Linked DNA regions of Homo sapiens: regions 2 and 3 are each linked to region 1. Evidence: read pairs that join two places in POLR2A ChIA-PET (ENCODE). Cell type or tissue: PC-9. All regions are shown on one strand. Region 1 overlaps HERC3 (HECT and RLD domain containing E3 ubiquitin protein ligase 3). Region 2 overlaps HERC3 (HECT and RLD domain containing E3 ubiquitin protein ligase 3). Region 3 has its middle 33 kb from the start of PIGY-DT.

Evidence for each region. ChIA-PET counts read pairs that join two places held together with the same protein. Peaks named below come from ENCODE experiments on the same cell type or tissue, not always from the same donor. Only the 100,000 strongest peaks of a DNase experiment are listed, where the experiment ranks them.
Region 2: POLR2A ChIA-PET joins it to region 1 with 14 read pairs; 5 of 35 experiments call an interaction of 5 or more read pairs at or near these places.
Region 3: POLR2A ChIA-PET joins it to region 1 with 10 read pairs; 4 of 35 experiments call an interaction of 5 or more read pairs at or near these places.

What each region holds. Positions count from the first base shown.
Region 1 is chr4:88,611,180-88,613,679 of GRCh38, forward strand. The region is part of intron 3 of HERC3 (HECT and RLD domain containing E3 ubiquitin protein ligase 3); the gene reads left to right. Among named protein-coding and RNA genes, the nearest start is that of HERC3, 20 kb to the left of the region's middle. In PC-9, no CTCF peak of the experiment used is centred here; a DNase peak (open chromatin) is centred at 1,232; H3K27ac peaks cover 2,500 bases.
Region 2 is chr4:88,687,861-88,690,360 of GRCh38, forward strand. All of the region lies in intron 23 of HERC3 (HECT and RLD domain containing E3 ubiquitin protein ligase 3), which reads left to right. Among named protein-coding and RNA genes, the nearest start is that of NAP1L5, 8.7 kb to the right of the region's middle. In PC-9, no CTCF peak of the experiment used is centred here; no DNase peak of the experiment used is centred here.
Region 3 is chr4:88,555,720-88,558,219 of GRCh38, forward strand. It overlaps a transcript of HERC3 not described here. Among named protein-coding and RNA genes, the nearest start is that of PIGY-DT, 33 kb to the left of the region's middle. In PC-9, no CTCF peak of the experiment used is centred here; no DNase peak of the experiment used is centred here.

The sequences.
Region 1 (2,500 bases):
CTCTTTGAATGGAAAGATTATGTGGGTGGGTGCCTCCCTCTCTCCATTTAACTTTTTCGTTGGTAGGTGTGTTCTAAATCTGGATATGATTTGCGTTTGTTTTTAATGAGTGGGAAGAAGAGAATGAACTTGTTTTCTGTGTTTGCTTATTGAGAACCATGACCTGGAGAGCTGCTAGACATGGAAGGGAAGTCTGTGGCAGGCCTAGTTTGTTACAGGTATCTGTTGGTCTTGGCCCACAGGAATGCTACCCCCAAGTAGCTTCTGTGGTATTTGGGAAGGGAACATGATGGAAGGCCCCTTCCTTAAAAGAGGATTTTTCTGGGGGTTATGGGCAGGTCTGTGATTTCAGCTTGGTATCATTGCCCAGATTGGTTGACTTTGAAATATGAAGGATTTTAAAAAGTGAGTGTATGACTGTTCCTCTAAGGCTTTGAGAGTGTGAAGAAGTGAGTTGAAGGAGTTAATTCCATGGTGGCCAACTCCAAGTGGCTTACAGAGTTTTGAACCCAAGTGGCAAACTTAAGTTTCTTTTTCTTGCTTTGCAGTACTGGCTGTGAATGGAGTAATGCCTGACCATCAACACTTACTTTGCTGATTGGACTTGTTAATATTTCTAGTCCTAGCAGGGTGTCCACCAGCATGGGTATGGTCATCTAGCACTAGTCTGGAGGAGAATTTATTTCATTGCCTTGAAACTTTGTTTCCTGTTAAAATGCAAACAACCCTGGGAGCCACATAATCTGACCTTCCTGAGGGGAAGGAAAGTTGAAAGAAGGTACTGGTGTAGGAGATGCACCTGGACAAGTCTTCTAATGTGTGCCTTGATTCTGTCCTGCTAGTCATCATATACCATGTTATACACTCTGTCTCTAACTGGTTCAGCTGCAAGGCACATCAATTCATTTTTTTGGGATGCATTCTGTAGATGTGCCAGAGCAGTGATATAAAGCACCTCTCAGTGATTCTAAGGGTTTTGGAGATCCTTTTTTTCCTTCTTAAGAATATGTAACAGTTAACTATTGCTGTTGCTGACCCTGAGACTACTGTGGTTTCTTTGTACTCTCATTTCTGTACTTCTCACATTAGCAATACCCTTATGTGACCAACTGTGTGTGTGTGTGTGTGTGTGTGTGTGTGTGTGTGTGGTAAGAAGGAGGCATTTCAAAGATACATCAAATTCTGAAACTCCTGGTTATTCAGGCCCCAGATATTTTCCCAGTGTGTCAGGCAGCACACAGAGTTCTAGCTTAGGTGTGTCCATGACTCATTTGTGATTTGGCCAAGGGCATAGAGGCCTGTGATTCCCAGAAGCATTTTTCAGATGTAGTATATTAAGCCCCATCTAAACTCAATTTCCAGCTTTAAAAAAAAGTATTGGATTATAAGTCTTTTGCACATTCCTCTCTCACATGACTTTTCTCTCCTTCATTCTCACCTTTGCATTCAGACATATACCTCATCCCTCCCCGACAAAGCAGACAGAGTTTTTGTGATTGGAGTCATCATAGGGTTATTACTAATTTCCTTATGGTTTTTGTCCATGAATTTATTTTATAATTTTCTAAGACATAAAGTTACAGAGCTGGCATTTTAGGAAGTCTTGTGTGCCTTCCCCACTTTTTTTTTAATAAAGCAAGCAAACAAAACATAAGCTTTTTTTTCCTGAATGTTATTTTTTATAAGTGACTAAGTGGACATTAAGTAAATCTTGAGCTCTTTTATTAAACTAGAGACTGGTTGTCCATAGAAAGGATTCAATAAATACCTTAATTTACCATGCCTCTCATATTCCTACCTAGCCACATTGTAAACAGTACTCTTCAGCTAAATGAATAGTTCTCCTTTCCTCATACATACTCTGATTTCTAATATTGGGATTTTAGGGTAAGCTAATCTCTGTGTTATTAGGGATATCTGAACTTACATAAGTGTCTTCTAATCTTTCTCCCTATCTTGAATAGACAAGAACCGTGGTAGGGGCAGTTATTTAGTGTAATCTAATTTGACTCTGCTAAATTTTAAAATTCTCTGTAGACATACCAGGAAATCTTCTTATAGCAGAGCCCAAGGGTAACAATTTATAAGCAAGCTCTAACATTTCTGTGCAACTCTATTTGATTCATCTCTGTGATTGGTTCCTTTTACTTTCTCCTGAGTTAGTTTCCCTCTTGCAGGTAATTTAATCCAATTCACATTCGCACTTTGTATTCAGTCTAAGCATTTCCCTAATGCCCATCACCATATGTAACAGCTTTCCTGCTGTTTGATAAATGAGGTTTATAAAGCAGAACGTCCAAAAGCTTCAATTCCCAAACTGTGCTTGCTTCTAACCATGGTAGAAGTAATGCTTTCAACCAGCTTCTCAGGTTGCTCTCGGGCATCTGAAGGGCGCAATAACTCTGTCATGTTAATCAGCTCTTGCTGAAAAGCAAACCAGCTGAGCTGAAAGGAAATAGAAGGGACCCTGTAATGACTTCCTGTTATTGAAGTGCGTGTT
Region 2 (2,500 bases), 77 kb after region 1:
GATTCATAATCTCTGAGTTAACTCTTTAGAGGAGAGAAGATACTCAATTTTGCTTACTTTTATATTAAATTATGCTAATCTGCATGAAATCAATTTACTTTACAAACACTGAGTGCCCACTGTGTGCCAGCCATAGTGCTGGGTATAGAGGGTGAATAACTTCTATCCTTAGAAGCTTTGGGATTAGTTGAGAAGGGTCAATGTATGGAATAATTGCAATAGAATCCAGTGTATGTGATAGAAGTTGTAGCCCAGGTGCCACGGTACTAGGGTAAGAGGCTACAACACTTTTATCAGACACTAAAGAATGCAAGTTGGAGGAAACATTTTAGGCACCAGATGAGTTGGGACTCTGCAGTTTGACACATGATAGAGAATGTTGGGTACTTGTGGAGTGGGTACTGGTGTACGGATGAAGGGAGACTATAGTAGCATCAGAGTGGAGGTTATCAAGGCCTTGAACGGCGCTTGGAGTAGAACATGATTGGTTTCTATTTTAGAAAGATTACTTTGGGGGTCCTGTGGAAATAGACCGTGTGCAGGGATACCCATTAGGAGGCTTTTGAGGTAGCTCAGGTAAAGGATGTTAACAGCCAGAATGAAGGCAGTGGGAAACAGAGTTGGTTATATAACCAAATAGGAGCTAGTGTCTGATTATATATGGATGGTATGAGAGAGTTATATATTGATAATAATGCTGAGGTTTCTAATTCAAACACTAATAGGAAACAGAGTCTATAAAGCAGGTTCAAGGGAAAGTTCCATTTTGAATATATTGATTTTGATATGTCTTTGTGATACCCAGGTGATTGTGTTTAGAGCAGAAAATTTATATATCTCAATAAAGAAGTCTTATATGAATATTTTTTAATTAGTTATGTGAGCCTCAATCACTATTAAATTTGAGGTCGCTTACAGCAAGAATCAACAAGAAAGAAGTGGTGAAATGAAAAACAAGAGCAAGGAAAACGTAATTTCTTAGAGGAGCTATATAAGTTAGAATAAAATGCAGACTCTTGAGGATTTGAGCATAATTTGCACATAGGCTAGCATTGAAACTTCCTGGCTTAAGGAAAGAGCGGGTAGGGGGTGGGAAAGGTGAGAGAATGACAGTCTTTCTTTGGAAGCCTTTAGAGAGGAAAGCAAGGTTTCATTTAAGCTATGAAAAAAGATACAGATGTGGAGAAACTAGATGCTGTTTGTACGCATGCAGGAAAATTAAGTAAAACTCACTCTGGACTTTTATTGGCTTCTTCCTCTAAATAGTTGGGAAGATGCAATTGGAGATCCTATTAAATTCACTCTATCCAAGTGATCTATCTTGATTTTCTTTCATAATCTTTCCTTTTGAAAATAGGAATGGGCTGGATGCAGTGGCTCATGCCTGTAATTCCAGAACTTTGGGAGGCCAAGGTGGGTGAATTGCTTGAGCTCAGAAGTTCAAGACCAGCGTGGGCAAGATAGCAAAACCAAGTCTCTACAAAAAAGTAAAAAAAAAAAAAAAAAATTAGCCAGGTGTGTGGCAGTGCACATCTGTAGTTCCAGCTACTCAGGAGGCTAAGGTGGGAGGATCACTTGAGCTTGGAAAGTGGAGGCTGTAGTAAGCCATGATCATGCCTCTGCACTCCAGCCTGGACAACAAAGCAAGACCTCATCTCCCCCCGCCCCCGCCAAAAAAAAAAAAAAAATATTGACAGACTTCTTCTTCCATCCTTGACTACTTTTTTTTTTTTTCGAGACAGAGTCTCACTCTGTCTCCAAGGCTGGAGTGCAGTGGTGCAATCTCGGCTCACTGCAACCTTCACCTCCTGGGTTCAAGTGATTCTTCTGCCTCGGCCTCCCGCATAACTAGGATTACAGGCGTGTACCACCATGCCTGGCTAATTTTTGTATTTTTAGTAGAGATGGGGTTTTGCCATGTTGGCCAGACTGGTCTCGAACTCCTGACCTGAGCTGATCTGCCCGCCTCGGCCTCCCAAAGTGCTGGGATTACAGGCATGAGCCACCGCTCCTGGCCCATCCTTGACATTTTAACAAACGACTCGAAGCTAGTATGATCTCATACATCATTCATTAACCATTTTTTTTTTGTCATGTTAACCTTCCAGACTATCCAAGAAGCCTCAGCTTTGGGGAAAGTGAGCTATAGTATCAGAGTTGAGTGAAATGATGCAGAAGCCACCCAGACACCCAACAAAACTGGCTTCAGTTGATGGAATTATCTTGGCTCTAGAAACCTAATATAGAGGCTAGTCTTGATTCAAGTAAGAATGTTGCAATCAAAACCCTTGATAAGAATCTCTTGGGGCTAAAAGCAGTTTCCTTTATATAACATTGGTACTTTTGTTAACAGTAAATAATTTATCTTCAGGATGTTTATTTCCTTAATAAGACCAGGCTTTTTATTCCATATAGTCAGATAATGTTTTTAGAATTGGGAAATTTATGGCAGATCATAAAGCAGATTTGTTAGCCCAGCTGATTTCCCTTCCCTCCTGGT
Region 3 (2,500 bases), 55 kb before region 1:
ATGACAATGGTTGCTGAAGTGAGGATGCAGATAAATCCTATTAGCAGAGATTGAGCAGGAATATTCTATTCTTGGTTAAGTTTGATACGATGAGAATGAGGAGAGAGGAGAATTATAGTGAATGTTACTCTATATGAAATTGGTGACCTGTTAAGCTCCAGTGAGAAGCTAGTAAGCTGGTAAGGTTACCTAGATGAGAGAATAGACTGGATTGACCAATTAGATATATAATAGGCATGGGGGTCTCCAATGGATAATTGGGTTGGATTTGGGGAGAGGGGTCAGAAGAAGAGTTAAAGGAGGTTTGAAATTGATGACGCTGGAAGCTGTAAAAGTATGACAAAGGACTCACATTTATTTTGCTTTGTTGATGTTTCCAGACTATAACTCTTTGACATGATACATAAAATCATCCTAGCCTTTTCAAACATCTTGCATTCTCCAATATCCCTCAGTGAAAAATGAAGCATCTGGGTAGGAGCAACTGTGTTACATAGGAGGTGCCCTGGAGCTGCTAAACCCCAAGTGTCTTTGTGCAAAGCAATCATTCTGAATACTAGCACCTGTTTAGCTGTCCAAAAGCTTTCTGCAAACATTTGCAATAATGGGTTAAGACATGAACAAAATGCAAGTAAACCCTAATAGCTCTAAAACCACACTCTTTAGCAGCATTAACAGAAACAAATACTCTTATTTTGAAAGAATTAGTTGGTTGAAACAAACCCATTTAAAGAAAAAAAGCAATTTAGTTACATTCTATCAACATTTATGAGAGCCTATTATGTGAAAATAATCACTGTGGTAACAGCTACTTCCTTTTTCTAAAACCTCCCCATCAGATCAGCCACAAGTCCTATAAATTCTACCTCTTCATCCTAGCCTTTACTTAATCCCTTACTTGCACTCAGTCCTAATATCATTACTGACCTGGCTTCCTTACCCTTCTGCAATCTGTCTTCTACTCTACCACCACAGCCATCTTCCTCAGACACCAATTAGATTCTGTTGCCTGCCTGCCATGATTCTTCGGTGGTGTCCTACAGCTTTCAAACTAATTTCAAATTCCTCTCCATGGCACGAAGCCCTTTCTATTTTTTTTTTTTTAAATAGTGTCAAAGTCTCATTCTGTTGCCCAGGCTGGTCTAGAAATCCTGTCCTCAAACAGTTCTCTTGCCTTGGCCTCCCAAAGTGCTGGAATCTTTCCTATTCTTATCTTAGTTTCTTCAGCCTCATTTATCACCACATGGTCTCATGTACCTTATATTCACATATATTCACACATTTTGCAGTTCTGCAAAATGACCATACATCTCCCCCTTCCTCCATCTATCCCTTTTAGATTCACTTCATCTGGAAAGCTCCCACCTCTTCCTTCCTCTCCCTTTCCCACCTTATCCTTCAATTCCTTTACCTTTCTTTCCCTAGTTTGAGTTAATCACATCTTTGCTAGGCAACCATAGCGCCTGATTATACCTCTATCATAATGACTTCCCTATTGATTTGTAGTTGGTTTAACTGTTTGTATCCATCATTGGACTAGAAGTTACTTAATGTTAAGAGCTATTTTTTCTTTTCTATTTCCTTAGTAGTTAGCCTGCCTCATAGCATGGACTCAATAAGTAGTCATAAATACAGTCAAATCTACCTCCTAAATTTCACTTACATGGGTCTCTTCTTCATCCCTGCTACCTTGTATTAACTCAGGTTTTCATGAATCATCTAGATTCCTAAAACAACCTCTGTCACCAATATTTTTGGTGGATATTTGTTCTTTATATTGCTAGCACTGATATATTCACATACGTGTGTGTGTGTATACAAGTGTATATATGTATATAAATATAGAATGGAACTGATAATTTCATTGAGTGACTTAAAAATCATTCTGTGTAGTCTCATTATATAAAGAATAAAGTCCAGCTCTAGCAAAGCATCCAAGGGCTTTCAGATCGGATGTGGTGAAAAGGGAACACTTTTACAATGCTAGTTGGAGTGTACATTAATACAACCACTGTGGAAAACAGTATGGAGATTTCTTAAAGAACTAAAAGTGGATGCTGGGCACAGTGGCTCATGCCTGTAATCCCAGCACTTTGGGAGGCTGAGGCGGGCAGATCACCTGAGGTCAGGAGTTCGAGACCAGCCTGACCAACATGGAGAAAAATACAAAATTTTTCTCGTCTCTACTAAAAAAATACAAAATTAGCCAGGCATGGTGGTGCATGCCTGTAATCCCAGCTACTCAGGAGGCCGAGGCAGGAGCATCACTTGAACCCAGGAGGCGGAGGTTGCGGTGAGTCGAGATCACACCATTGCACTCCAGCCTGGGCAACGAGAGCGAGACTCTGACTCAAAAAAAAAAAAAAAAAAAAAAAAGAAAAAAAGAACTAAAAGTAGAACTACCATTTGATCCACTAATCCCAGTACCAGGTATCTACCCAAAAGAAAATAAGTCATTTTATGAAAAAGACACATGCACATGCATGTTTATAGCAGCACA